2 separate regions of the Homo sapiens genome follow, and region 2 is linked to region 1. A link is a loop called in an ENCODE intact Hi-C map of the cell type or tissue named here. Cell type or tissue: OCI-LY7. All regions are shown on one strand. Links, peaks and the distances in the headings refer to the core of each region. The heading gives the core; the rest is flanking DNA.

Evidence for each region. A loop is a pair of places that touch in the nucleus more often than their neighbours do. Peaks named below come from ENCODE experiments on the same cell type or tissue, not always from the same donor. Only the 100,000 strongest peaks of a DNase experiment are listed, where the experiment ranks them.
Region 2: it touches region 1 in a loop (4-fold over the local background); 6 of 110 quality-filtered maps call a loop at or near these places.

Annotation. Positions count from the first base shown.
Region 1 is chr6:152,177,963-152,193,855 of GRCh38, forward strand. It overlaps SYNE1 (spectrin repeat containing nuclear envelope protein 1), which reads right to left. Exons shown (of 146, transcript NM_182961.4): 128 at 11,290-11,445; 129 at 2,174-2,332. Among named protein-coding and RNA genes, the nearest start is that of SYNE1-AS1, 190 kb to the right of the region's middle. In OCI-LY7, for the core only: no CTCF peak of the experiment used is centred there; DNase peaks (open chromatin) are centred at 5,679, 7,049 and 7,509; H3K4me3 peaks cover 3,243 bases; H3K27ac peaks cover 3,539 bases.
Region 2 is chr6:152,292,655-152,308,547 of GRCh38, forward strand. It overlaps SYNE1 (spectrin repeat containing nuclear envelope protein 1), which reads right to left. Exons shown (of 146, transcript NM_182961.4): 91 at 15,835-15,893; 92 at 9,215-9,409; 93 at 7,987-8,127; 94 at 1,306-1,473; 95 at 934-1,095. Among named protein-coding and RNA genes, the nearest start is that of SYNE1-AS1, 80 kb to the right of the region's middle. RefSeq lists enhancers at 9,076-9,125, 9,176-9,575, 9,726-9,795. In OCI-LY7, for the core only: CTCF peaks have their summits at 9,487 and 9,686; DNase peaks (open chromatin) are centred at 5,587, 6,887, 9,527, 9,807 and 2 weaker places; H3K4me3 peaks cover 5,728 bases; H3K27ac peaks cover 5,962 bases.

The DNA.
Region 1 (15,893 bases), core at 3,246-11,245:
TGTTGCCAAAATTACCAAACCTTGATGTTATTTTCCTTTACAAAAGAGACGCCACAAAGAGGAAAACTCAAAAGCCCTTTAAAAAAAAACCCATGAGTTATTAATATACGAGGTAGTATAGTTAACATTTTAAATAATATTCCTAACATTGTGCCAAACAATGTAATAAAATTATCTATATGAAAAGCTGAAATTTTTCTAAATTTTAAGTTCTGGTTATAGATTGTTCAAGAGATGGTTTTTTTCCCCACACTCTCACAATATACATCCTAAATTTAGTAAAAAAAAAGCAATGAGAATAGAGACAAACTTAATCAAAATTTATTCTATAGCAAATTTTACTCTACTACCTATAGTGCATGAATCACGCACTGACAGCATTCTCTGACACCCAGCAACTTAGCAAAGGGCAACCGTGAGCAGATGCTAAAATGAAATCTGTATCATCTCAGCCAAGAGTTTTAAGTTTTACAATATCAAGTAAACAAATGCTTATCCATTTGGATTTATCCAATGGATAAGCAAATTGGATACATAAAGGCTTATCTAATGGCAAATCCATTAGATTTGTAACATCATTAATAGTACATGTTGGCTTTGGATGTTTTAATTTTCTATGTGTGCATATGGATAGAAATAATTTTTCCTAATAACCATTTATATTTCTTTTCAGAATAAATGCAGTAAATACTGGCTGAGTGCTTATGAGAAGTTAGGCACTGTTTCAGGTGCAGGGGATATAGCAATAAACAAAATTAGACAAAGCCCATGCTCCTGGAAAGCTGACAGATCAGTGGGGTCTCCATTTGGACAATGAATAAGTAAATACAAAAAATACATTGTACATTAGATGGTGATATGTACTAATGAGAAGCACAAATTAAAATAACATTAAAATCACTGATTGTTCACAAGCACTGTGGAAACAACACTGAAATCACCCAATTCTTTTTTTTTTTTTTTTTTTTTGAGACAGAGTGTCACTCTGTCACCCAGGCTGGAGTGCAGTGGCACAATCTCGGCTCACTGCAACCTCCATCTCCTGGGTTCAAGTGATTCTCTTGCCTCGGCCTCCTGAGTAGCCAGGACTACAGGCATGTGCCACCATGCCTGGCTAATATTTTGTATTTTTAGTAGAGATGGGGTTTCACTGTGTTGGCCAGGCTGGTCTCAAAATCCTGGCCTCTGGTGATCTGCCTGTCTCACTTCCCAAAGTGCTGGGATTACAGGCGTGAGCCACCGCACCCGGCCGAAATCATCAAAAATTTTAAAATGCTAGCAAATTTGATCAGCTTTATATAGACATCAGAAATGTTTTGGATCCAAATGAATATGTAAAATAATTTGATAAGATATACATACCTTTAAAATAATATGAAGCCAAAATTATCAGGAAACTCTTAATTCCTATCTGTGGTCTATAAATCATATTTTAGAGAGAAAATGTCAATTCAATTTATCTTAAGAATGTTTTCTTTCAGTTTCTCTCTAGTGGCTTTACCTTTTTAAAACAAAAAAAAATACACAAAAAACAAAAAAAAAAGGAAAGAAAAATAATACATATAAAGGGTTCCTACTGAACAGGTAATTAAGACCCCCAAATACTGAACTGAATAGTAGATGCTCTATTTCATCACAAATTGCAAGTATTCTATATATTTTATGTGTAAAGCAGGCCTTTTTATGCAAGTTTATTTTATGCTGGATATCCTTTTTTTTTTTTTTTTTTTTTTTTTTTTTTGAGACAGAGTCTCGTTCTGTCACCAGGCTGGAGTGCAGTGGCACGATCTCGGCTCACTGCAATCTCCGCCTTCTGGGTTCAAGTGATTCCCCTGCCTCAGCCTCTAGAGTAGCTGGTACTACAGGCGCGCACCACCACGCCAGGCTAATGTTTTGTATTTTAGTAGAGACAGGGTTTCACCATGTTGGCCAGGATGGTCTTGATCTCCTGACCTCATGATCTGCCCACCTCAGCCTCCCAAAGTGCTGGGATTACAGGCGTGAGCCACTGCGCCCAGCTGCAAGTTTATTTTATATTAAAAAGATAAAATGTTTAAAATATACTGCTCCTTTGACAGGAAAGTAATTGTGAGTAAAGCCACCTTCTGTACCTGTGAAAAGTACACATAAGCCTTATGAAGAATGAAAACCTAAGTAGCCATGCATTCCATACCTTCTTGAGCTTCTCTATCATTTCTTCAATGAGAATGTCTCCATTCTGAGAAACTTTGCTTTCCATTTGAGTCAACCACTCACAGAGTTCCTTGTTCTTTTCACTGAAGACTGCCCATTCATTCAATCTTTCACCTATTTGCTGCCGCCTTAAGGAGAGCTGAAAAGTTTAAAATGGGAGAATAGGCAAAATGATTATCAGAGAGAAGACCACACTCCAAGGAAAATAGCAAATAAACTAGGACTAAAATGAATGATAGTCATACATCTTTTTAGCCCACTGTTTCCTGAAGTCTAGGATTTGCTATTATAAAGTGGGAGACATTGAATCCTCTAGTTCTTTCCTGAAGATTCACATACACATTAGCTTATTAAAGGTTCTGGATAATGCAACTTCACACAATTGGTTCAGGATAGATAGGATACATGACCAGTGAATGTAAAAAAGAAAGAAGAAATGGAAAAGAGTAGGGAAAGAAGAAAGGAAAGAAGGGAAGTAAAAGGAAAGAGAGATGGTAAAGAAGGGAGGAAAAAAAAGGAAAGAAAGAAAAAAGGAATAGAAAGATGAAAGAAAAGAGTAAAAATAGGGAAGGAAGAAGAAAAGGAAGAAAAGAAGGGATGGAAGAATGAGCCTCAGGTATCTAGAGAGTGAGGAAGCGGGCAGCATCCAAGCGAAGCGGCCTGAAATGGAGGCAGGTGCCCCAAGGCTCAGCTCCATACTGACACGTGGACTCCAGGCAAGTTCCTCTACTTCTCTGCAGTTTTCATTTTTATTTATTTAATTTTGTTTCTTTTCCTTCTTTTTTTTTCGCATGACAGATTTATTAAGATGTATTTCACATATGATACAATCACCTGTTTAAAAATGTACAGTTCAGTGCTTTTGGGTATATTCACAGCATTTGTGAATCACCACCATCATCAATTTTAGGATATTTTTATCATTCCAAAAAAAAAAAAAAAGCCAGGTGCAGTGGCTCACGTCTGTAATCCTAACACTTTGGGAGGCCAAGGCGGGCAGAATCCTAACACTTTGGGAGGCCAAGGCGGACAGATCACTAGAGGTCAGGAGTTCGAAACCTGCGTGGCCAACATGGTGAAACCCCATCTCTATTAAAAATACAAAAATTAGCCAGGTATGGTGGCGCACACCTGTAATCCCAGCTACTTGGGAAGTTGAGGCAGGAGAGTCGCTTGGGCCCAGGAGGCAGAGGTTGCAGTGAGCCGAGATTGTGTCACTGTGTTCCAGCCTGGGTGACAGAGCAAGACTCCACCTCAAACAACAATGACCACCACCACAACAATGAAAACCTTGTAGCCATCAGCAGTTACTCTACTGCTCCTCCTCACTTACCTCCCAGTTCTAATCTCCCTTCTGTCCCTGTGGATTTGCCTATTCTGGACATTTCATATACATGGAATCATACAATATGTAGTCTTCTATGACTGGCTTCTTTCACTTAGCATATTTTAAAGATTCACCTATATTGTAGCATGTATCAATACTTCATTCCCTTTATTGCTGACTATATTCCATTGTATGAATATACCACATTGCATTTATCAACTCATCTTATTTGGGTTGTTTCCATTTTTTTGCCTATTCTGAATAATGCTGTTATAAACATTTGTGCACAAGTGTTTGTATGAACACATGTTTTCATTTCTCCTAGGTGTTTATCTAGGAGTAGAATGTCTTGGTCATATGGTAACACTATAGATTGTTTTCCAAAGTGGCTGCCCATTTCACATTCCCACCAGTAGTAGGATTCCAATTTCTCTACATCTTCACCAACACTTGATTACAGCCATCCTAATGGATGTGAAGTGGTATCTGATGATGGTTTTGATTTGCATTTCCCTAAAGGCTAACAATACTGAGACTCTTCATGTTTCTTAGCCATTTGTATATCTCCTTTGGAGAATTATCTACTCAAATCCGTTGCCTGCTTTTTAATTAGATTGCCTTTTTATTACTGAGTTCTGAGAGTTTCTTATACATTATATATATACAATGGGCTTGTTTTCCTATCTCTAGGTCTAGAATTATCCTTTCCAGAATTCTAAAATTTTCTGATTTCAAAATATAATACTCTTGTGTTCATAGTGCTGGTTGAAATACTAAGGAATGTTTCTAGTTGAGTTAAACTACACGTTGGCAAAACATAATATGATTTGGTAAGAAGGTCTGAAGACGTTCTTCCACAGTCTTGTTCATAATGCTAGCTATTCCACTATTCATTCCACTGCATTAAACATATCCCTATTGATTTTATTTTACCCCCAACATTTTATTACAAAACATTTCCGACACAGAAAAGCTGAAGGAATTGGATGGTAAGCACTCATTACATACTCCCTGGGCTCAAACTGTTAACATTTTGCTATATTTTGTTTTAAGACATTTTCCTTCCTTAATACATTTACTTTTTATGTATTTCAAACAAATTTCCTTTTTAAAATGAAAATGAAAATATTTCTAAGGTATTATACACTTTCTAGTTATCAATTCTGTCTTGGATTTGCTCTGTTAATGATTAGACAGATAACACAAAACTAAATATCTGTGATTCTACATCCTTGTACACTAGTCCAGGAGCCCAGGATACGTATCCCAAGGCCAGCCTTAGGCATAGTGAGTTGCCTAGAGAGTGAGCCCCATAACCTACCATAAATTTTGAAAGGCCACCATGAGAAATTTATTCTTTTGATTCAATTATGATCTTTTAAAGTAAAAGTTTTTCTGGGTTGGGTGACACTGGTGAACCTACTAAGTATTTCCCCATTAGTATAATTTAGTTTCTCATTGAGGTTTTTGGAGGCAGAATAATACAGAACAGTCAAAGGGCAGTGAACTTGGGGTAGGGCCTACTAGAAATGGAAAAAGCTAAGGAAACAGAGATTTAAAAGTTTTGGGGACAAATTTTGTCACTTTACACCATACCCCAAATAGCACTGAAGAACATAATCCTTCCAGGACCCCTTACCCCTCTAGCTCTGAGAGCCGCGTGCACTCTGATCTTCTGCTGATCTCTCAGATTGAGAACTCTCTGGTGAATACGGCCTTTTCCCTTTCATTCACAGAGCAGCAAGAGTCAGGAGTCTGGCTGGTAGTTAAAATCCCGGTTCAATTGATGGCCAAACTGAAACTATACTCTTATTATTTGGACTGCCCAAAATAATCATTGTCTATGAATCGAAGCTGGGCCTGGTGGCACATGCCTGTAATCCCAGCACTTTGGGAGGCCGAGGTGGGCAGAGTTCAAGACCAGCCGGGCCAACATAGTGAAACCCCACCTCTACTAAAAAAACAAAAATTAGCCAGGCGTGGTGGCAGCCATCTGTAATCTCAGCTACTCGGGAGGCTGAGGCAGGAGAATCGCTTGAGCCCGGGAGGCGGAAGATGCAGTGAGCCAAGATCACACCACTGCACTACAGCCTGGGCAACAGAGTGAGAAGAAAAAAAAAGAAAAAGAATCGAAACTCCTGCCCTTCAGACTGAAGATGAACAAGTAACTCCTTACACTGCCCCCGAATCTTGGCCATAAGCCAAGAATGAACTCTAGGCCTTTACTCACCAATATCTGCAGGGAGGATGGTCCCAAAATAGAAAAATATTACCTATTACTTTCATAGGTAAGTATTATTATCCCCATTCCAGAGACAAGGAATATGAAAGTTGGACAAATTTGGGGCACTTGTTTAGAATCAGTACAAGATAAGACCAGCAAAGTTTGAGTCTTTGACATGGGGTGCAAATATGATTAAATATCCAGAGGCAGCTGATATTCAAAAATAGTTCATCCATCACTGACTAACTGCATGATCAGGACAAGGTCCCTCATTTTCTCTACGACTTACTCCTTTCATTTGGAAATTATTCTTATGTTTGCTCCAAAAATTCATTAAACAAATGTTTATTGTCTGTAGTAAACAAGTGTCTCTATGTGCCCAGCACTGTCCTATCAATATGGTAATATTAGAGAAATAAGAGAGTAATTTAAGAAATTGACTGATATGGCCAGGCGCACTGGCTCACGCCTATTATCCCAGCACTTTCGGAGACTGAAGCAGGTGGATCACTTGAGGTCAGGAGTTTGAGACCAGCCTGGCCAACATGGTGAAACCACATCACTATTAAAAGAATACAAAATTAGCAGGGCATGGTGGCAGGTGCCTGTAATCCCAGCTACTTGGGAGGCTGAGGCAGTAGAACTGCTTGAACCCAGGAGGCACAGGTTGCAGTGAGCCAAGATCGCACCACTGCACTCCAGCCTGGGCAACAAGGGTGAAACTCTGTTTCAAAAAAAAAAAAAAAAAAAGAAAGAAATTGACTGATATATATTAAAGACCTGACAACAGCTGGCCATTACTATGCTGTTGCTACTAGTACTATTATACATGACTACAGGGCATCACTTAAGTTTTAAATTTTTTTTCCTCCCTTGACACTCATGTATTCCATATCTCCACTAAGCAGCTGGATTATACACATATATAGATAGATAGATAGATAGATAGATAGATAGATAGATAGATAGATAAAATATATATTAAATCCCTTGTGTTTATCACACACCATGAAAATGTTGCTTTCATTTTCTTACCACGGAGCTACACCTTAAAAAAGACACAGTGAGGCTACAAGCACTGGGTGCAAACCCAGGCCAAACGCTTTTCAAAAGATAAGGGCAATGGCATCTTCCTTCTGGTTTGTACATCTAGTATTTAGTCTATATACTAAGTAAACATTACCATCTCTTTCTTTGGATTCAGATGAACCCTCAAATTATTTATCAGCTTAGCACCTATTTATGTTTTTGCAAGGGCACAAATACATTGCATTGCCAACAGCTGAGAAGCACCAGCTAAAACCTTCAGAGTGTGCAGCAGCTCAACAGGAAATACATCCTTTTCTGGTTGAAATATTTTTACCATGATGTTTTGACAAAACAACGAGCAATTACGATGATGACATATACTTATATTTCAGCTAGAATTACACACAAATCTACAAACCAAAACAGAATAAAAACAAGTATAAGCTCTGGCTGTACACAGGCACAACAAAACATTTGGGCTGTCTACTTGAAAACAGATACTTTAATATATTAACTCTGCCCTGCAATGTTTACTCACGGCCTCTATTCCGCATTCTCATCGCCAGTCCCAGGTACTCCAGACTCCTCATCAACTGCTTTGGTCAGAATAGGAACAGACTACTTGCTCCTTAGTAGGGATAATGTTATGTTGAACTCAAGTTTTGACTTTTACAATGAGACATGGGCACAAGCTCATTTCCTTTTGTGGTTTCATACTTGACAGAAATTCACCAGAAACAACTAACTCAAGAACGAGAAACTAATCTATATCCTCCTTAGAGTTACATCCTGGCACCTTGATCAAACCCATGACTAAACTCTCATTGGTTTAAATATTATTTTTCAGACTGAAGTATTAATAACGTAAGTACGCTTTAGCTTCAAGCATTAAGACACTTCAACATGGAAAGTTTCTAAAAACACTATGTATTCCGTTTGCTGTTTCTTTTTAACGTCTTAGTCTCCTCACAGGTGCAAGTTATTAATCTATTTACAGCATATCGCATGATCAACATCAGCTTTTGAAATATATTTTCAGATGGCTGTCTAGATATATCTAAGTCTGGAGAACAATTTTACAACATATGAATGACTACTTTAGCAATTAATAATAGCAATAATTCCATGGCATTTTTATACAACACTTTTCCTAAATCAAAAAGTATTGCATAACCATAATCTTCTTAATCTTCAAAATATTCAAAATCTTGTCATTATTTTACACTAAGAGAAACGTAAGTATGAGGAAATAGAATCGATGCCATAATGTCTTCATTATAAACAATACATCATGAACACTTAGCTACTCTAGACACTGAAGATGCAAAGAAATGGTCTTTGCATATCAAAGTCCTCATATTCTTGGAATGAGGTCACAAACATTGAAAAGAATAATAACACAATGCCACATAATGGCACAACCAAAAGAGAAATAAGAATTCAGAGGACCAAGAACATACTGAGGGCTGAGAATTTCATAAGTGACATCACAGGAGTTGTGGAATGTAAAAGAAAACAGGTTAGAAAATTAGAAGGGAAGACCGGGCACGGTGGCTTACGCCTGTCATCTCAGCACTTTGGGAGGCTGAGGTGGGCAGATCACCTGGGGTCGGGAGTTGGAGACCAGCCTGACCAACATGGAGAAACCCTGTCTCTACTAAAAATACAAAATTTACAGGGCGTGGTGGCACATGCCTGTAATCTCAGTTACTCGGGAGGCTGAGGCAAGAGAATCACTTGTACCCAGGAGGTGGAGTCTGCGGTGAGCCGAGATCACACCATTGCACTCCAGCCTGGGCAACAAGAGAGCAGCTCTGTGTCAAAAAAAAAAAAAAAAAAAAAAAAAAAAAAAAAAAAAAAAGAAGAAGAAGAAAATTAGAAGGGAAGAAACAGTGTCGGCAGGAAGAGTGGCATAATCCAGGTCTTTGGGGAGGGAAGTTCATGGCATGTTTGAAGCAAACAGGATCCAATCTCTAAAATATTATCTCTCTGAAGGCTTCACAGGCATCATTTAGCTAAAGCAATAGATCTGGTCTAATTCAATTCATCGAACATGCTAAAAAATATTAAGAGAGCAGGTAGTGCTAGACTTCTCCTAAAATTAAGAAAAACAGATGAATGGGCTCACAAACGTAACTGAAGGTTGCTGTGATAATTTCCCACAATTTGTACCCACCAAATATCTTTCATTTTGATACATCATGATAAAGTCTTTACATTGCAAAATTATAGGATGATTTACTGTATAATAAGGTATTGCTTTCAGTTTGAAGAATTCAGAAATGAATCAAGTGTTGTGATTAGCATTACTACCCTCTATGCGTAAATCCATGTAAATTCCTCATTGTGTTCACTGAGAAAATGAAGCTTTGTGAAAGTAGCCAAATTCATTTTGAACTCAAATCATTAACATGTTGGTAAAAGCCATCTCATACATGTATCCCCCGTTTTAAAAAGTATATATTCATAGGAAACTGCTCACACATCTACCATGTGTGCTCCAGAGTTTTCTGTTGGCCCACGGATTGAGAAAAACATGGGTTTTCACCTAAATATACAGAGAGAAATTTTCCTGAAAATACACTTCTTGTTGATATCACATCAATCAAGAGGCTCTGAGCCTCTTAAACTCTGTTTAATGGTTCCTGAAGTATGAGGATAAGCATCTCTAAAGTCAGAGAAAGGGTGGAGGATGGGAGACAAAAGAGATCCCAGGGCAGCACAATTGGCAGGGACATAAGAGTAGGGACATAAGAGCCCCCTCTCAACAGCCCCTTCCTCAGTCTTCCCACACCAGCTTTTTCCAGCCAGTTCCTCTGCTCCAACTGCCACCTTGTCAGAGTGTTCATTTGCTTCCTCCCATCAATCAGTCTCCTCCACTCCCCTTTTCGAAACTCAATTCAAAATGTATCCATCTCAAGAAACATTTCCTTTATTCCTTGCCATCCACACTAGCCTTAGCTTGCTTAAATCTTTATACAGTTTGTGTGTGTGAGAGAGAGAGAGAGAGATGGAGTTACGCTCTTGTTGCCCAGGCTGGAGTGCAATGGTGTGATCTCAGCTCACTGCAACCTCCGGCTCCTGGGTTCAAGTGATTTTCCTGCCTCAGCCTCCCAAGTAGCTGGGATTACAGGCACCCGCCACCATCCGCGGCTAATTTTTGTATTTTTAGTAGAGACAGGGTTTCACCATGTTGGCCAGGCTGGTCTTGAACTCCTGACCTCAGGTGATCCACCCGCCTCAGCCTCCCAAAGTGCTGGGACTACAGTCATAAGCCACCACACCTGGGTCCTTTAGACAGTTTTATACATTGTTTTTACCTGTTTATGCCTGGTTTTCTTCTTAACTGTACACATTCTCCTAGACTGATTTTAGTCTCAGATCAAGTTTAAACTTGACGATAGGGACATTTATTACAGTTTGTTAACATCACAATTATTAAGATGACTGATCCATTTAACAGAGATGTATCACAGCCTATTATGTGCCAGGCAGGGCACTCGGGGTATAGAAGTAACAAAGACAGGGCCCTGCTTCCTGGAGAACATAACCTCAAGGCATTTGGGTCTGTTCTTCATTATGAGCCTTTGAATCTGTTTTTCCTCTTTGCCTAGGATGTCTTCTCGCTGCCTTTCCACCAATCTTTCCCTTTCATTTCCAACTCAAAGTCAATCTGGGATATTTTTTTAAAACGTTGTGCACATAGAAGGTATTTAATAAATGAATAAAGTATGACTAAAAATAAATGAATATAAATTACCAGGAAACAACTACAGTAAATTAAAAGTGATAATAAATATTCCCTGAACAAAACCAGCTCCACAGTATTAGCTAATGTTGCAAATACAACAGTAGTTTTTCACGTTTCAAGTATATCTACCCAGCAAAATCACATCTGTGAACCATAACATTGTGCTTTCTCTTAAAAATATTATGCCAGCGGCCAGGCACGGTGGCTCACGCCTGCAATCCCAACACTTTGGGAGGGCGAGGCGGACAAATCACAAGGTCAGGAGATCGAGACCATCCTGGCTAACACGGTGAAACCCCATCCCTACTAAAAATACAAAAAATTAGCTGGGCATGGTGGCAGGTGCCTGTAGTCCCAGCTACTTGGGAGGCTGAGGCAGGAGAATGGCGTGAACCTGGGAGGTGGAGCTTGCAGTGAGCCGAGATTGTGCCACTGCACTCCAGCCTGGGCAAAAGAGTGAGACTCTGTCTCAAAAAAAAAAAAAAAAAAAAAAAAAAAATATATATATATATATATATATATATATATATATAAAATGCCAGCCAGCAAAAGTGAAAGAAAAAGAATCCAGTTTAGGTTTTTCTAAAATGTGGTAAAATATAAATGTATTGATCTGAAATGTTCTGGTAGTAACCACAGTGTTCTTCCTTTGTCCGTACTAAGAATTATGGGCCGGGTCCACATGTGGGTTAACCCATCTGACGTTCAAATTCATCTCCCAATTTTCCATCATCAAGATAATTCCATTTTTAGAACTTATCTTACCTGGTGGCATAGTTCTTCCCACTGCCTTTGCAGAAGCTCTACGCGTTCATTAAGAATGGAGATATCATCAGCACTGATATAGGCAGAGAGGGTGTCCTTCAGCAGGCTCAACTGGGTCAAGTCATCTGTCCAGCTCCCAACTGCATTTTCTAATTCCTAAATAAAAAAACAAACTTGAATACCCACGGACATCTCCTGCCAATGATTTCTGAAGTGTTTTTGAATCCCCTCTTGATAGAATTTCCTTTGTATAGCCCTCAATTTAAATATCTAACTTGGGATCTAGAGGCACATCATGGCAATATTACAGATTTGGTTCCAGACCACTGAAATAAAGTATATATCACAATAAAGTGAGTCACAAATTTTTTGGTTTCTCAGTGCATATAAAAGTTATGTTTACACTATACTATTGTGTATAAAATGTGCAATAGCATATGTCTAAAAAAACCAATGTACATACCTTAATTTAAAAATACTTTATTGTTTAAAAATGCTAATGATCATCTGAGGCCTCAGCAAGTCATAATCTTCTTGCTGGTGGAAGGTCTTGGCTCAACGTGAAAGGCCATTGACTGATCCAGTGGTGATTGATGAAGGCTAGGGTGGCTCTGGCAATTTCTTAAAATAAGACAATGAAGTTTAAGCAGCACTGATGACTCTTCCTTTTACAAAAGTTTCCTTGTAGCATGTGATGCTGTTTGAGAGCATTGTACTCACAGAACTTTTTTCAAAATTTGAGTCATCCTCTCAAACCCTACTGCTACTTTATCAACTAAGTTTATGTAATACTTGAAATCCTTTGTTGTTACTTCAACAATATCCACAGAATTTTTACCAGAAGTAGATTCCATTTCAAGAAGCCACTTTCTTGTTGACGGCCATACCACCCTAAACATGCCCAATCTTGTCTGGTCTCAGAAGAAACCACTTTTTTTATTGATCCATAAGAAGCAACTCCTTATCCATTCAAGTTTTAACATGAGATTGCAGAAACTCAATCACATCTTCAGGCTCCATCTCTAACTCTAGTCCTCTTGATGTTTCCACCTCATCTGGAGCTACTCCCTCCACCACTGAAGTCTTGAACCCCCTCAAAGTCATCCACGACAGCTGGAATCAACTTCTTCCAAACACATGTTAATGTTGACATTTTGACCTCCTCCCATGAATCATGAATGTTGCTTTTGTGAAAATAAAATTTATTTTTAATTTTTGTGGGTACATAGTAGGTGTACATATATATGGGGTATATGAGATATTTTAATAGATGATAGCAAAGTAAATATGGTATTCATCACCTGAAGCATTTATCCTTTGTGTTACAAACAATCCATTTATACCCTTTTATTTATTTAAAAATGTATGATTAAACTCTTACTGACTACATTTGCCTTGTTGTTCTATCAAATACTTTTCTATTTTTTGTAACCATTAACCATCCTCATCACCCCTGCAGCCTCCATGTACCCTCCCAAGCTCTGGTAACCATCTTTCTACTCTCTATCTCCATGAGTTCAGCTGTTTTAATTTTTAACTCCCACACATAAGTGAAAACATGTTGAATGACAGTGGTGAAAGTGGACATCCTTGTTGTGTTCCAGATCTTAGAGGAAAGGCTTTCAGTTTTTCCTTATTCAGTATGATGCTACCTGTGGATCTGCCATATATGGCTTTTATTATGTTGAGCTATGTTTCTTCTATGCTCAGTTTTTTGAGGGTTTTTATCAGGAAAGGTTGAATTTTATCAAATGCTTTTCAGCATCAATAGAAATGATCATATAACTTTTGTCTTTCATTCTGTTGATCTGATGTACACATTGATTAATTTGAGAATGTTCAACCATCATTGCATCCCTGGGATAAATTCCACTTGGTCATGATGAATGATCTTTTTAATGCACAGTTAAATTCAGTTTGCTATTATTTTAATGAATATTTTTACATAAATGTTCATCAGAGATATTGTTCTATAATTTTCCTTTTTTTTTTTTTTTTGATGTGTCTTTGTCTGGTTTTGTTAGCAGGGTAATAGTAGCCTTGTAGAATGAGTTTGGAAGTATTCCCTCCTCCTCTATTTTTCAGAATAGATTGAGTAGGATTGGTATTAGTTCTTCTTTAAATGTTTGGTAAAATTCAGTAGCGAAGCCATCAGGTCCTGGGCTTCTTTGCTGGGAGACTTTTTATTATGGCTTCAATCTTGTTACTTGCTATTGGTCTGCTTTTGGATTTCTTCATGGTTCAATCTTGGCAGGTTGTATGTCTCTAGGAAATCATCCATTTCTTCTAGGTTTCCCAATTTATTGGCATATAGTTGCTCATAAAAGCCGCTAAAGATCCTTTAAATTTCTGTGGTATTGGTTGTAATGTCTCCTTTTTCATTTAGATCTTCTCTTTTTTTCTTAGTCTGGCTAATGGTTTGTCAATTTATCTTTTCAAAAAATAAACTTTTCATTTTGTTGATCTTTTGTATTGTTTTCTTCATTTCCATTTCATTTATTTCTGCTTTAAGCTCCATTATTTCTTCTACTAACTTTGAGTTTGGTTTGCTCTTGCTTTTCTAATTCTTTAAGATGCATTGTTAGGTTATTTATTTGAAGTTTTTCTTCTTTTTTGATGTAGGTGCTTGTATCTATAAACTTCCATCTTAGTACTGCTTTCACTGTATTACGTAGGTTTTGGTATGTTGTGTTTCCATTATCATTTGTTTCAAGAAATTTTTCTATTTCCTTTTTAACCTCTTCATTGACTCACTGGTCATTCAGAAACACATAGTTTAATTTCTATGTGTTTGTATAGTTTCCAAAATTCTTTTTACTATTGATTTCTAGTTTTATTCCATTATGATCAGAGAAGATACTTGATAAAATTTCACTTTTGTTTGAATGTTTTAAGACTTGTTTTGTGGCCTAACATATAGTCTATCCTTGAGAATGATCCATATGCTGGGGAGAAGAATGTGTATTTTGTAGCTGTTGGATGAATGTTCTGTAAATATCTGTTAGGTCCATTTGGTCTGCAGTGCAGATTAACTCCAGTGTTTTTTTGTTTATTTTCTGTCTGGATGATCTCTCCAATGCTAAAAGTGGGGTGTTGAAGACTGCAGCTATTATTGTATTTGGGTCTAATGTCTCTCTTTAGCTCCAATAATATTTGCTTTATATACCTGGATACATGAGCATACATAAGTGACAGAAAACCAAGGAAAAAAATTAAATGTATATTATTATTATTATTTGAGACAGAGTCTCAGTCTGTCACCTAGGCTGGAGTGCAGTGGTGTGATCTTGGCTCACTGTAACGTCCACCACCTGGGTTCAAGTGATTCTCCCACCTCAGCCTCTCAAGTAGCTGGGACTACAGGAGCACATCACCATGTCCGACTAATTTTTTTGTATTTTTAGTAGGGACTGGGTTTTGCCATGTTGACCAGGCTGTTCTCAAACATATAAATATATATTATATATTTATCTGGGTGGTCCAGTGTTGGGTGTATATATATTTACAAATGTTATAACTTCTGTTATATCCTCTGGCTGAATTAACCCCTTTTTCATCATATAATGACATTCTTTGTGTCTTTTTATAGTTTTTGTCTTGAAACCTATTTTGTCTGATATAAGTATAGCTATTCCTGCCCTTTTTGCTTTCCATTTGCATAGAATATCGTTTTCCATCCCTTTATTTTCAGTGTATGTGTGTCTTTACAGATGAAGTGTGTTTCTTGTAGGCAACAGATCATTGGGTCTTATGTTTTTTAATCCATTTAGTCACTCAATGTCTTCTGAGTTTAGTTCATTTATATTAAATGTTGTTATTGATAAGTAAGGACTTAATACTGCCATTTTATTATTTGTTTTTTTCTGGTTGTTTATATGGTCTTCTCCCCCTTCCTTCCTTCCTGTCTTCTTTTCAGTGAAGGTGATTTCACTGTTGGTATGTTTTAATTTGTTGCTTTTTATTTTTTGTGTATCCACTGAATGTTTTCAGACTTGAGGTTACCATGATGTTTTCAAATAATATCTTAATACACATTATTTTAAACTGATGACAACTTAATACTGATTGCATAAATGAGCAAACTAACAAACAAGCAAAAAGAAAACTAGTAAAAACTCTACACTTTAACTTTGTCAGCTCACTGCAATCTTTGCCTCCCAGATTCAAGCAATTCTCATGCTTCAGCCTCCCGAGTAGCAGGGACTACAGGCACACGCCACCCCACCTGGTTAATTTTTATAATTTTGTTAGAGACAGGGTTTTGCCATGTTGACCAGGTTGGTCTCAAACTCCTGGCCTCAAGTGATCCACCCACCTTGGCCTCCTAAAGTGCTGGGAATACAGGTGTGAGCCACCATGCCCAGCCATGTTGTTTCTTATTTATATCTTATCATACTTGTCTATATATTGAAAAGTTGTAGTTATTATTTTTGATCAGCTCATCTTTTCATCTTTCTACTTAAGGTATAGTTTATACAGGCCAGGCGCGGTAGCTCACGCCTGTAATCCCAGCACTCTAGGGGGCCAAGGTGGGCAGATCATGAGGTTAGGAGATCGAAACCATCCTGACTAACACGGTGAAACCCTGTCTCTACTAAAAAAAT
Region 2 (15,893 bases), core at 3,269-11,268, 110 kb after region 1:
AGACAAAGTACAACGTTTCACTCCTAAAGCTGTTAAGTTACCCTGTGTTGATAAACATGCTTACCATGCCATGCTTTCATAGCTCTTAATTAACATCTAAAAATATCTTTCTTTCCTCCTGCCTTCTGAAGGATTGTCACATGCTCCTGGGTTCTTGTCCCAGCCAGGCAGCATTTTCCTACCTCACGGTGATGAATATGTAGGAGAATGTGTGCCTCAGTATCCTTAGACCCCAGTTATACAAAATAAATATAATTTTAACAGCGTACCTCATTAGACTGCTAAAGTATTAACCAGACTTTAATTTCTGAACATTTCTTAGCATGCATTTTAACTTGACACATTTTTAACATTATCTTTCTGCATTAGATTAATGTAATGATCTCTGTTTTTCATGTAAAGCTAATATTTTGCCTAGTTTAACCTTTTAAAAAATGATTTAAGTCAGGGACAATCACAAGATGAGACTTAGAACTTATGAAGTCTGAGATGTATTTTCTGAAGTGATAATGGAGGGGCACCCCCTGGCTAAGTTTCTTAAAACAACAATATCGAGAAAAGGTAGATTTGGAGTATATTTTATTCTTACAACAATGGCTCACAACAAAATCAAAATAACTTGGCAACTCTAAGGAAACACATTTTGTGTAATCAAAGTTAAAAAGCAACATAAATGCATGTAGCTTTCTTTAATTAGATTCAAGGTCTGCATGTCTCTCTCTCTCTCCCTCTCTCTCTTTTTCTCAGATCCCTCCCTGAATCAGTAGTAGAAATGACCACCATTAGGACCCTTGTTTACTCTGGAAGAACTGATAAGGTTAAAAAATTTTTAAAAAGTCACCTGGCTGTCTCAAACACATGCCTGACAGGCCAACCAGTCACAACAGTGCCTTATTCAATCAAGTAGGAAACTGAAGTCATGGCTATTTGTACCTGATGTTCAGCCATCTGGCTTTCTGGACTCCTGCCAGGCTCTGGGCTCTCACTGAGTTTCAGCTCAATGGCCTCCATCTTCGTAGAGATGGACTGGAGGGAGTCCTGGTACTTCTGCTGGCGTTCCAAAGCTTCATAGAGTGTGCGCTGCTTCTCACTGATCTACACCAGAAAAGGGATATTACCAAATGCTTCCCAGCCCCTTATCTTTCAGATTACAACATTTCTTTCTTCAGTGCTTTACCTCTGTGGCCCAACATAGGGTACTCAACTGTGGACTGGATATGTAAACTCTCTGCATGTATTTCATAAGACAATCGCTAAGGTTACTGGTGTCTGGTGGGCATAAACTAGTCCACCTTGAAGACTTACCACATTCTTTAAGGTTTCCCAAGAACGCTGCAAATCACCCAGTTTGGCAGTAGCGGATGGCTCCAATCCCGGTTCATAGAACTCCTGGGATGCGGATGTGCTGGGGTGAATTTTTGCAGCATCTGTCTGCAACCTCTCAGCAGACAAGGCTTGGTAATATGCAATGTCCTGTGAGTGCAAAGCACAGTATTGAATTAAACAAAAAGACAAAGTCTAGATTAATATGCTCTGGGTACTGTTGGTCATGTCAAGGAAAGGTTTCAGATCTACACCTTTCATGGGGCACTACAAACTAGTAAATTAGTAAACTCTTGTGACAAGAAAAATGTAAAGACTGTATCAAAGCACACTGTAATTGTTTCAGAATTTTGGTTTATATATATCAAAAAACAACTTTACCAATATTTCAAGTTGCCAAAACTCAATCTTATTCTATGTTTGTTAAATGGAAATACAAAGGATTTAAGCAGTACACATGTATTTAAAGGTTGATTAGAATAGCAAAAAAAGAGAATCTTAATGATCTAGTTCCTAAAATGTTGTCGAATGTATTCATTAAAGTTTTAAATAATTTAAAAACTACTTGACTTAAATAAAATTAAATCTACAGATGCAGCCAGATCTTCACTATCTGTGGGTTCATCATTTGCTGAATTAATTTAAATATTTTGATATTAAATAAGAAAAATGTAATGGGGAAGTTACCACTACTCTAAGAAACAAATAATATAAAGGTTTTCTATGCATTTCCTAAAAGTATACACACAAAAAAAACAAAGTGAATGATGAAATATCATGCTTTCAAATTTTTTAAACCTATTATAACATTACATATTTTATTTGTACTGATAAAATTTACTATATCAAGAGATATAGTAAAGATATATCAAGAGATATAGTAAAGATGGTTTTTAACTGTTTCTATGGTTATTTATCTGTATTTCAGTAGAAATTTAATTGGGGGAGTAATTGCTATTATAAAGTTCATTGCTTTTGCAGTTGTACTGTTGAAGGGAATTATGTCAGCTTAAAATACCTGAGTCTTATTGAGAATCATGTATTGGTAAAAAGTATTGAAGAAGGCTCCAGCCGTCTGAGAAACAAATGTAGCAGTGTCATGCGGTAGAATGAATTCAGACTGGGACAGCTGAGATTCTAGCGAAATTCTCCTCTTGTGTAGCTATATAATTGGAGCAAATAACTTATATCTTGCACACTGGTTCACTCATTGGTCCAATCTTGGGTGGGATTGAGGATTATATGAAATAATATTTGAGTGACTATGACAGCTTCTACCCATTTTGTTGTTGTTCCTGAGGTCTCCAGATGAGTCCCCAACATTTATTGATGATATTGGAACATGGAGACTGCTTCCTCTTTATTCCTAACCCTGTCACTGTCTTGAGTGGATTACTCTTCATGTCCTTAATAGCTTTAGATCCATTGATCCTCACTCACTCCCACCCCACTTCAGTCCTCCACACCCTTGTATGCTGTCATCGCTCAGCTGGACTTGTAGTTATGTCTGAAGTTACTTAAACCCCTTTCTTGCCAAGACTCTTGTTTCTCTTGCTCTTTTAACCTTTACTTCATCCACTTGGAAACCCGCAAACATGACTCAATCCAGAGTCATTTATGCATGTGTGTGTGTTACTGACACACACACACACACATACACACACAAACACGCACACACACACATACACATGCAATCCAAGCTGTCAAGGAGATACTGCAACTTCTCAAATTTTCAAAAGTCTATGTATATTCACACTCACCCTTATCTTATGCTTTCCAGTTTCACTGCTTAAACCTGACTCTCCCACAGACTCTGAGAATCCCATAAACTGCTTTTTCAAGGATCTTGGTCTATTAACATCCTCTCTGGCTTTGTTGACTTTCTCTCTTCCATCCAAAAACACCTGCACGCACTGTTTCTTTTATTTGTTTTCTTGAAGGATATCACATTTTCTAAAAAGTCCACAGTTCACAATGTGACGGATCGTCACACGTGAATGCACTTGCACACACAGGCTCCATCCTAATTTCTTTGTTTTCTCCCTTTCATTTCATAATCCAACTTCTGAAAGGGTGATTTTCATGGGACTTTCTCACCCTCGATCCACTTCTAAATTCCAGTTTGGACTTTGATCCTGATGACTGCAGAGCTTGCTCTCACCAGCTTCTTCTCTTTGACAAAAAATGATGAATTTTCATCCCTTCCCTTGCCAGACCTCTAGCATTCAATAGCACTGACAAACCCTTTCCGGAAACACTTTCTAAAAAATCTCTCTGTTCTCCTCCCAGCTTTCTAGTCATTCACTCTTTCTCTTTTATAGTTTGTTTTCCACTCACTCGCCAATATTGGTGAATTGATAAGCTCCAGACTCACATATCCAGATGTTCATGCATATCCTGTAGGCTCTTCAAAGTCAACATTTCCAAAAGGAACCAATTTAGGAAAAAACAATGAAGTATTATCCATCTTGCAATAAATGGAATGTCTTCTCACCTAAGCTATAAACTTGGGATTTATTCCTGATTTCTCCTCCCCCTTAACATCCACTGCTTATGGGAGGATGGAGTGCTAACGATGCATATCCTGGCCACAGCCTTGGTTCAAGTTCTCATTACAGTAACAGCTTCCTAACTCAAAGGTTGCAAACTGGCAGCCTGTGGGCTGCCTCTGACCTGCACATATTTAGTGTGGCTTATACAATGTTTTAAATTGTTTAAAATCTCTCTTCATGAAGATAGAGAGATTTCATTAAAATTCACATTCGTAGCTTGTTTTGCAAACCACAAGGTATGGTAACACTGGGCCCTGTGTCTTTGTTAAAGTAATGCTAACAGAGGAGACATTGCCTCATTTATGTGGAGCAGGAGCTGTCCAGGCCTCTGTAGTCCCTCCTGGCCTCTGTAGTCCCTCCTGGCCTGTTTCTCTCATTTTTATCACCAGGGTGGACCAAGCATGAGACTGTGTAACTTCTGTTTCTAACAGCTCCCCTGGCTCTGAATTTGCACACTTCTATTCTCCTGTCCACATTGATCCAGAAGTATCAGTTCTGTACACAGCTTCTCATTAAATTCCCTCAGTGGTTAAATATTAGCTTCTGGAGGAAGCTGAAATTCCTTCCTGTGGCATTCAGGGCCTCCATGATGTGGTTCCCATATCCCTCTCAGTCTCATTTCCCCCTCTCCTCCTCCTCCAATGTTTCTCCAATTACACTGAAACTATTTGCAGTTGCCTGGATGGGCCATTTTGCTTCCCGCCTCCACAGCTTCCAACAGGTGGTTTCTTCTGCCTGAAAATCTTCATCTCACACGACCCAACTGCACTCCAACTGCCTAACTGTGCTCCTCCCTTAAAACTAAAGGGGGCCATCCTTGACCTCTGCCTGACTCCAGCCAGTTTAGGTGCCTTCTCTAGGCCCTCCCACAACACTGTACTGCCCTCGGCCACACTACCTGCCACCTTCTCTTGTAAGCATTTGCCTGTCCTCACACACACTGTAAGCTCCCTAAGGGCTGTCTGGGTCACTGCTTTTCGTCTTCATCCTGAGCACATTGTGGAGTGTTTGGCAAATAACAGGCAGGCCTATATGTTCATAATAAATCATGCTTGTAAATGCACTTATATAAATTCTATTATTTTATATACATGTAAAGTAATACTATTACTGTCCATAAGGAAAAGCAGGAATGCCTTTAAATGGTGTAAACATTTTACATTAGATACTCTATTATAAATACAGAAGGCTCCCAAAAGAGCTAGAATAAAATAAATTTATTACAAATAATTTTTTTCTGGCAGTCTCACTCTGTGTGTGTGTGTGTGTGTGTGTGTGTGTGTGTGTGTGTGTGCGCGCGCACGTGGCTCATGCCTACAGATATGAATGACAACTCCTGGTTTCTTAAAAGGATTTGAAAATATGTCACCTTTTATAGATGAATAATTTCTATTTATTTGAGGTACATACATAAATTGAATTAAAATAAATCACTCAGTACTATAAATAACTACTAAAGTCAATACTTGATGTAGTGAGGAGTCACTGTTACAAATACGTTTCTCATTGCTTATGTGCCTAAGTTATAAGACTTATGAGTAGATTCCTAAGGAAATAAATTTGGACAACTGTAGCTACTATTTGATCAGTATTTTCTAGTTTAAAAAGCACTTTCACGATTCATGTCACATTTCATTTTCACAATGCTGTGAATTAAGTAGTATTGCTTCTCACTTACAAATGAGGGTATCAAGGGACTTCCCAGGTGCACTCAGCTTAGAGGAGAAAGAGCTGCAACTCAGTGTGAGCTTTTAACTTGAAGGCCAATGATTTTCCCATTACACTCTTGCTCCCTCTTTTCAAATGTATTCCTCCCTCAACTCTTCTGCAGAGTCTAAGCCTTGGCTTGCTTCTAAGGGGAATCAAGAAGCCTACAGCAAAATCTAGGAATGCCTCGGTATTTCTACCTTCAAGTAAGCTAAACTGTTATTACATTTTAGCTAATAGCTACTGTCAGAGACAGAATACACTGTGAGTGGGACCAGGTAGTTATATAACGGAGATCTACTTGCAGGAACAGCAGGCACAAAACCTTTTTTTTTTTTAACAACTGTGATTTTATAAAGCAGTTCTATTTGGCTGCTCCCTGAAACAGCTGTACACATTCTGTGCACAAAACTCAGGGTTTTTAATCTGAAAACTGAAACTTAAGGGGATCCTACATGTCCTCCTCAGTTTCAAGAGACAATTTTATAAATCCAGTGCATCACCGGTCATGGTGTCATATTTTTTCATTGTCTTCTAACTGACATTACTATACAAAAATAACATGTGGCCGTAATGATGGGGTTGATTTGTTTGATGAACACCAAGCATAATACATTTCCTTTTTAACAGCTCCCTCAGAGTAAAGCTGTGTGTCTTAATCTAAGTAAAGGCATTTTCCCCTACTTTGCAGCATCACATGTAAGTATTTTAGATTAACAATGCAATTTAATTGATGTTTTCCTGTGACTAGGGGAGAGGGGAAGAATTAAAACAAAGCCTAATCTCACTGAGTTTTAGGACCTGATGAAGCTTTGTGGTTAATGTCAAGAAATAATAATAGAAATATTTGCATGTTTCATCATTTTTAGGGCACTTTCATGTATCCTTTGACACTTTACAAGAAGTAGCATGGAGATTTACAGTTTTAGAAAAGGTATATTTTTTCCACAAAGTCTCAAATAAGTATTTATTATTCAGTTTGAAAAATTTGAGAACCTAAACCATATTAAATAGAACAATTTTTTCTATATAATAATCAGCCGACTATAGCTTAATTTCTGTAATAACATCTGTAACCATAGGGAAGGACAAATCATCAAAGAATGAGTAATACATATTTTAAAATGAGAATTTGAAAAACACTTTCCCAAATTCCCCACGGCTCCCTGAACTTCTCCTTTTATGTTGCTGTTTTTAGTTTCCTCTGATCACATTGTTATTATCTGTCCCATGTCTGCCTTTCTCTCTAGACTGTCAGGGCCTTGCAGGTAGGGCCATGCTGACTCCTTCTCAGCTGCATCCTCAGGAACCAACACAAGGTTTCACGCTGAGCAGGTGTCAGAATGTACTTGACAAATGGATGAGTTGATAATTTCCCTAGAGCTATCCTGATTTTTACCAAGAGAACAGTGTAAGTGTATTAACTAAAGGTTTCATCACCTTGATGTTCCTTTTTTTTTTTAATGAGGGGGGATTCTCTTTATCACAGAAATCCTATGACAGTCTGAATGCTTCTGCTTTAAAATAAAAGTAATATAATTGAATTATAATACAGGTTATAAAACATTTGCTCTGTTTAATGCTTCTCCCTTAATAATACATATCAACTTCTTTGAAAAAATGTAATTTCATAGAATAGTTTACATTTTTTAGTTGTCTTCACTAAAAAATAAAGTATTACTTAACATGCATTAAAAGTCTTTGGTTACTATAAAGGCATATTTTTGATTTCTATCTAACATTTGACATAAAAGCTTTTTGACATTTAATTTAGTATTATCTACATTTAATACATGGTAAAAGGCTTCTTATAACTAAATGGTTATTTTATTTTCCCCATTTTATAGAAAATAAAATTTAAGATTATTGAAAGATAAGTTAAACACTCAAATCTAGTAGGCATTCTAGTATAAATATGGCAGACATTCCTTACATTGGTACACAAGTTGCAAATAAAGAAGAAGTCTGACATAATAAATGGAAGTTTCCTGTCTTCAAAATCTGAGCTGGTAAATGCCAGCACTATTTTCAATGCATGTTATAAAGCCATCGAATCACGTTATTTTACAATGGTGACACACATCTTTTATTTTCTGTTGGATGCAGAACCCCATTCCAGATGATTGCTGGAAACTAAGGCCATAATGTCTTAAAACAGAGCCTTCTGGGCTATCATTCCCATGACCTAATTTTTGTTCATCCCACTTTCTGTAGCCCAGGAGAGGAGATGACATACTGAGACACATGACAATCATAGTTTGTGCAACTATAACACCTAATAGTGTGTCCCTGGAACCAAATGCAACAAAGTCTGAGATTCATACCCACGATCTAATGGAAACAGAGAATGGAGTCCTGCATCTGCCCAGAGATTATTGCTAGAGGAATGCCAACTGGGAGGTACCTGGTTAACAGAAGCATCTGTATTAGCCACAGGTGAAGGGGAGCGACAGGCAGGTGGAGAGGAAATCTCACTGTTGGTTCCCTCCTCCCCAGACTCCTCAGTGACCGGTGACAGCAAAGTGTGACAGCGACCTGCAGTCATCTGCCACGTAAAATGTAGCCCAAAGGACATGAAAATCAATTAGCTATGTTAACATAAGTCCTGTTCAGGCACAGGCCAAAACAGAGTTAATTATAAAACGAAGGTTAAAATTACTGGGACCCGAATTCACATATTAATCCTGTGTTAGTATTTAAAAGTTCTGTCTTCAAGAGAATATGATGCTAGTAATCATTTGTAAAACAATCAGGGATGGGGGTGCATATGACATTGAAGTTTTGTTGTTGATTAAATACTTCATTATTTTCCTTTCTTTGGAGAGTTTGTGGCTTTATAAATAACTGGAAAAATCACGAATCATACAAATGAGAAAAGGTCTGTGAAATAAAGCTTGGTCTTTTGTGGACATCTCAAGTTTCAAATATGGTAGGAAGATAAATGCACCCAAAGTACTGTTATTGCCAAATGGGCTCAGGTATGGTTACTCATTACCTGAGGCACAGCACATATAAGGGAAAACACACAGCACTGGGAAACATTATAGTCACCAAAATACTCAATGCATTTTAGATGGCAAGTGTATAGGAAAATAGTGGTGCAGAATAGAAAATAACAAAGTTGATTTATTTTAATCCAAAGCCAAGCTTTAGACGGTCTGTTTTCATATTTTTCTAACAATAGCTGTTCTTCTAAATTGTATTACACATTTATACAGTAGAGTACATGCACATATGTAGTTAGCTAGTTAGCGTGGAGACCACAACTAAATATATATGCCATGAATTTCCCATCCCCCAGACAACTAAAACACTGTGCAAGTAAATTATTGTTTAAAGCTCAGAGCCTCTCAGTATTATTGCGAAATTATAAACAAATACAGGGTAGACCTCTGACATGTTAAGTAATTCAGCTGTCTCGAGCACATAGTTTCATTTTAACTGTCATTGTTTACAGTGTCAAAGATTGGCCCGGCCCAACGGTAGTCAAAGAGACTTAAGGAATCTGTTCCTCCCTCTGAATCTGCAAGATCGAAGGCTGGTCCCTGAAATCAGCCACGGAGAGGGAACATGGAGCCACTCGCCAGGCTCCAGTCAAAGAGCAAAGCCGCGGGGACCCACTGGATCCTTACCATGACCACAGAGGGGTGGGCCGAAGGCGTGGGGAGGAGCTCCCCATCCAGGTCCTCTGTCCCTTCCGCCAGCCCCTCGACCTCGGTCACCGTCAGCAGCATGGTGGCGTGCTTGGCTTTCATCGTCAGCATCTTGCACTTGGAATTCAAAGAAGCGATCTGCTCCTGGTAGCCCTTAATTTTCTGCGCCAGCTCCTGAGGAAACATTTCCCCCACCGGGGTGTCAGAGCAGCATCAAAAGGAAACAGAAGTAGTAGCGTTCATCTTCCTGCAGGGCGAGCCAATGAGCGCGCAGAGCCGCGCGGGCCCGGGAGGCAGGATGTGTAGGCGGCGAGTCCTCCTGCATCTCGCTACCGAGCCAGACCGCAGGCTGCGCGGCGCGGCGCAGGCACAGCCAAAGTGCCCGAGCCCGCGTCCCCGCGTCGGTACAAAAGGAGAAATGAGGGGATGAGGCCGAATGAGTGGTTTCTAATCGCGAGAGGCCCCATATGGAATCATGAACTTCCGCAACATTAGGAACTGACAACTCTCTTTAAAAGCAGAAAGCATCTGAAATTTACCAGATGGTTCCTGCCATGGAAATTAGGTCATGTGATGGCTAAAACCACACCAAAAAAAATGCAAGGCTCAGCTCTTACCCTACTGAGTACATTCAACAGAGATGACAGTCATTTATTTTACATAGGGTCACATACTCAATAGCCTGTCTGTTCCTATGTCTCTAAGAATTTTTTTTAGATAGGCTAGATATTGCATATGGAAATCCCAATTTTTAATGCAGATTGACCCCCCAAAAAAATTTTGTATATTCATCAAATTTTTTCTTGCTCACTTCATCATGTCTCAAATGTTGCTGAGGCTTTAACTAGAACTTTAAACTTGAAATGCAATTCGGATTTAGTGTCTTTTAATTTCACTTGCTTTTGAAAAAATAATTGTTTTTTTGTTTTTGTTTTTGAGCAGACAAGAATGAAAAAATATATTATGAGAGATAGAGGTTTTAAATATTTTATTAAGAGCTTATTGGAAATATAATCTGGATAGCACATAACCCTTAAAAAGGTAACTATAGATTCATTTTAGGAGTATGGTAATTCTAAAATATTAAAGTTTTACTTTCTTGCTTAAATATTTTAAGTATCAAATATTAAAATTATACTTTATTGCATCTTTAAAAAACGAAAATACATATTTCAAAACATGATTCCTAAAAGTACAAAACTATTATTCTTTTTTTTTTTTTTTTTTTGGCTTCTTTGTTTCAGAGGCTGTCATTTATTGTGCACATAGAACACATTTTGTGGGCCGGGTGCAGTGGCTCATGCCTGTAATCCTAGCACTTTGTGAGGCTGAGACGAGGGGATCACTTGAGATCAGGAGTTCAAGACCAGCCTGGCCAACATGGTGAAACCCTGTCTCTACTAAAAATACAAAAATTAGCCAGAAATTGCTTGAACCCGGGAGATGGAGGTTGCAGTGAGCCAAGATTGTGCCACTGTACTCCAGCCTGGGCAACAGAGTGAGACTCTGTCTCAAAAAAAAAAAAAAGAACACATTTTGTGACAAAAATATTAAATTGTAATGTCTTTAAAATAATTGTGTACATACATACACATACATTCATATATATACACACACATATACACATGCACACACACATATGTACACATAGTCATCCCTCAGTAACTGAGGGGCGTTGGTTCTAGGAACCCTCTTAGATACAAAATTCACAGATATTCCAGTTTCTGATGTAAAATGGCATAGTATTTGCATATAACCTATGCACATCTTCCCAAATACTTTAAATCATCTCTAGATTACTAATAATACCTAATACAATGTAGATGCTATGCATTATAAATAGGTGTTATACTGTACAATTTAGGGAATAATGACAAGAAAAGAAGATCAACATGCAGAGATGCAACCATCCTTTTTGCTCCTCAAATATTTTCCATCCATGATTGGTTGAATTCATGGATGCAGAACTTATGGATATGGAGGGCTGACTGTATGCAAAACACGTGTGCACATGCACACACACACACACACACACACATTTTGTTATTATTGTTGTTTTGTTTGTTTCTTCCTGCCCAACTGAAGCCGAGTGGAGCAAAAAACAGTCCAGCAGAACTCAGCCAGCAGGCAGTCAGTCTTCTTGACTCCTAATAGTATAGGAATTTTTAAAACAAGGATTTAAAAAGTAGACATCATTGCTTCTTTACCTCTGGGGATGCAGTTAATTAAACCTAATAGGATTTTTAAAAACAGTGATTGAATAGCTATTTACTATATCTTGTCTAGTGGCTAGCACGTGGGTACTCAATAAATGACATTTACTGCAACTAGTTAATACTAGAAAAGAGCTCTAGCAGATTACTGGACTCCTTGAATTTCAAGTCACCAAGCTTTCGCACAATGGTTTGCCATTATACAAAAATTGAAGGAATCTTTTTTATTATTTTATTTTATTTTATTTTTGAGATGGAGTCTCGCTCTGTCACCCAGGCTGGAGTGCAGTGGCGCAATCTCGGCTCACTGCAACCTCCATCTCCGGGGTTCAAGCCATTCTCTTGCCTCAGCCTCCCAAGTAGCTGGAATTATAGGCACGCGCCACCATGCCCAGCTAATTTTTGTATTTTTAGTAGGGACATGTTGGCCAAGCTGGTCTCGAACTCCTGATCTCAAGTGATTTGCCTGCCTTGGCCTCCCAAAGTGCTGAGATTACAGGCGTGAGCCACCATGCCCGGCAATTTGAGGAATCTTTATGAAGTAGACAGAGTTAGTATTAGGCCTTCCACCCTTTGTAATCACATGGCTGGGCACAGCTCCCTGCTACAGTATCCTGCAAAGATGTGCCCACACTGACAGCAAGTGACCATTTCTTAAGCTGCAATTCTCAACCTTATTGTGTACAAAACTCATTTGGATTGTTTCTTTAAAAAATGCAACTCTGGTCACCACTTCCAAAGGTTCTGATTTACCAGGTGTATGACAGTCTGCACTTCATAATTAGCCCATGTGACTCCAATGCACGTGACTTCCACTGAGAAATAGTACTCTACGACTTGCTTCTGTAAGTGTAAACCTCTTGTAATCTCATTACCTTTGAGGGTTGGTTATTCAAGCTGTGGTCAAATCCACTAAAATAAAATGGAACACTTGGTTTAATGTTACCCATTCTCTTTATAAAATTTCTGAAAATGTTTATAAAGGTAGGAATTTCAGGTAGAGTGGCCGCTAGAAGACAAGCAGCCCTCTGTGGCCAGTCTCTGGTATTCATGAGCAGGCTTTCCGCATCAGGCGGAAAGAAAAGAGGTGTGAGTATCCTCTCCTATGATTTAAAAGTGGCAGGATGATTTTTTTCAAATTAAATGCAACTTTTGAAAAAGTATTATTATTATTATTTTTTGAGACAGAGTCTCTCTCTGTTGCCCAGGCTGGAGTGCAGTGACACAATCTTGGCTCACTGCAACCTCCACCTCCCAGGTTCAAGCGATTCTCCTGTCTCAGCCTCCCGAGTAGCTGAGACTACAGACACCCGTCACCACCCAGGCTAATTTTTGTATTTTTAGTAGAGACGGGGTTTCACCATATTGGCCAGGCTGGTCTCAAACTCCTGACCTTGTGATCTGCCCGCCTTGGCCTCCGAAAAGTACTGGGATTACAAGTGTGAGCCACCACACCTGGCCGAAAAATTATTTTTAAAAGTTTGAATTCCTTAGGCATAAATAAATGATCAGTTATTTTTAAAGTTATTTGTAAGAAAACTAGATTCACCATAAGATTGAGATTCAATTAAAACAAGACAGAAAATACAGGCAGAAACCCTCTTCCCAATTTGTATGTTATCATCAGTTAAGCTTTCTCCACTCAGCACTTTCCTTCCTGTGTTTGTTTTATACATACAATGAAGCTCACACAGGACTGCATCATTTTTTACATGAAAATGTGTTCTAAGTCACAGTTGGTTTAAAACTAACAAACATAACATGGATGTTCAGAACTGTGGAAGAAAATGTGACAAAATAAACAGCTCACTGGACCAAGAGTCAGGAAGACATAGTCCACTGCTGACTGAGCTGAGTTCACTCTGTGACCTTGGGGGACTCATTTATTTTCCTGGGACTTCATTATTCTCTTTTGTTTAATTAAGTAGCCCAGATAGTTTCTGTTACAGTGGAAGAAAAATCACGGAATTTGGACACAAAGATACTGAGACTGAGTCCAATTTCAATCAGTTACTAGATTTAGGAGCTCAGGAAGTCATTTTTTCTAAGTTCAGTTTTTTTGTCAGTAAAATAAAGATGATTTTAAAAAAATCCTTACCCCGGCCAGTCGTGGTGGCTCACTCCTGCAATCCCAACACTTTGGGAGGCCAAGGTAGATGGATCACTTGAGGTCAGGAGTTCAATACCAGCCTGGCCAACGTGGTGAAACCCCGTCTCTACTAAAAATACAAAAATTATCAGGGCATGGTGATGTGCGCCTGTAATCCCAGCTACTCGGGAGCCTGAGGCAGGAGAATCGCCTGAACCCAGGAGGTGGAAGTTGCAGTGGGCCAAGATTGCACCACTGCACTCCAGCCTGGGCAACAGAGCGAGACTCCATCTAAAAAATAAATAAATAAATAAATAAATAAATAAATAAATAAATACCTCATAGAGTTGGTATAAAAAAGTGATGTAAAATTTTGTAAGTTACTTTAAAAAACATAAAGCTGGCTGGGCATGGTGACTCATATCTTTTATTCTAGCACTTTGGGAGGCTGAGGCAGGCATATCACTTGAGCCCAGGAGTTTGAGACCAACCTGGATAACATGGCGAAACTCTGTCTCTACTCTACAAAAAAAAAAAATGCAAAAACTAGCCTGAGGTAGTGGTACATGCTCGTAGTCCCAAATACTTGGAGGCTGAGGTGGGAGGACTGCCTGAACCCAGTAGGTACAGACTGCAATAAGCCATGATCCCACTGTGAGCCATGATCTTGCCACTGCACTCTAGCTTGGATGATACAGCAAGACTGTGTCTCAAAAAAAAAAAAAAAAAAAAAGCACAAGTTTCTTGGGGAAGAAAAACCGTACAACAAAAAAGTTTAGTAGTAATAACAATTATTACTCCAGAAAAGATTTTAAAAATATCTGTACCATGATAGAAGAGTTGTTACAACAAAATTTTGGATCTTCCTAGATGGGATTAAAAATCGTTTCAAAATAAATATGTAATATATAGTCTAACATATAGACCTACATAAACAGTGGTTTCAAAAATCTACATAACACTTTCATTTAACCATTGTGTAAGAAAAATCATTAACATAGATGATGTCTACAGTTGTTGGAGTAAATGTAGATGGGATATTTAAATGATTTTGTAAGTCATATATAAATGAAAATTATTAATGTTTGTAGATGTCAAGAAATTAAATAATTAATTGCATTTGGAGAAGAGGGTGAGATTTTTCATCCTTACAAAGCAATACCTTGAATCTTTTGAGAATCTCAATGTGAGTGGTTTGGAAAAATTGTTCATTTTTCTCATGACAAAGTTAAAATAGAGCATATGGAAGGATATATTCCATATACTCTATCCTTAGTACAGAAAAAATAAGACAACCTTCTCCCAGTTATTTACCAAAATTCACAGTGCTATGAACCAGCCCCCAAGGGAAAGAGTGAATTTGACCTATATGGAATTGACAGGTCAGGAAAGGAAATTCCCTGCTAAGCTCAATCACTCAAGGACTATGATGTCTGGGACAGGGACTGCACAAGGAGTGGTCAAGTCCTAAGGTCATAATGATGCCAAAGGAACAAGGAAAGAACATTTGAAAACGAGGCACATGTTAGCTGGCCCAATCTGAAAATTAGCAAAGTAAACAACCTGGACCATCCTCTGATTTTGGGGAGAGGAACTGAAATGACTAATATGTCAAAGAAGAAAATGTTTAAAATATTAAGTCTTGTTTGTTTGTTTGTTTGAGACTGAGTCTCACTCTGTCGCCAGGTTGGAGTGCAGTGGCGCGATCTTGGCTCACTGCAACCTCTGCATCCTGGGTTCAAGTGCTTCTCCTGCCTCAACCTCCGAAGTAGCTGGGATTACAGGCGCATGCCACCACACCCAGCTAATTTTTGTATTTTTAGTAGAGACGGGGTTTCACCATGTTGTCCAGGATGGTCTCCATCTCCTGACCTCATGATCCACCCATCTTGGCCTCCCAAAGTGCTGGGATTACAGGAGTGAGCCACCAAGACAGAGATCAATGCAGCAAAGCTTTAAGCGTTGCTGTTTCTCGTAGGCATTAAAAACAGGGTATGGACTGTGTTTTAGTGTATTAACTGTGAGAATTCTGGGTGCAGGAGATGATAATCAGTGGGTCCCAAAGGATATAATACGAACAACGTGTAGAGAGGTTATGGAATCAAGGGGAACGCACGTGTTACTGAATCAACAAAAACGGCACTCACAATGCTTAGATAGCCAAAGAGGCCTCTCAAGAGTTGAACACATTAAGTGCAGGACAGGGGAAACTGTTCTCTTCCATTCTCTAGAAACCAAACATATACTCTAATCAAGCCAGTTTCCTGCCCTCGGTATTTCGCCTACATTCCTCTCACCTCATGCCGAGAAATCTGAGCCTGCAGCTCCTGTATGTTACTGGTGGCAACAGGTTTAT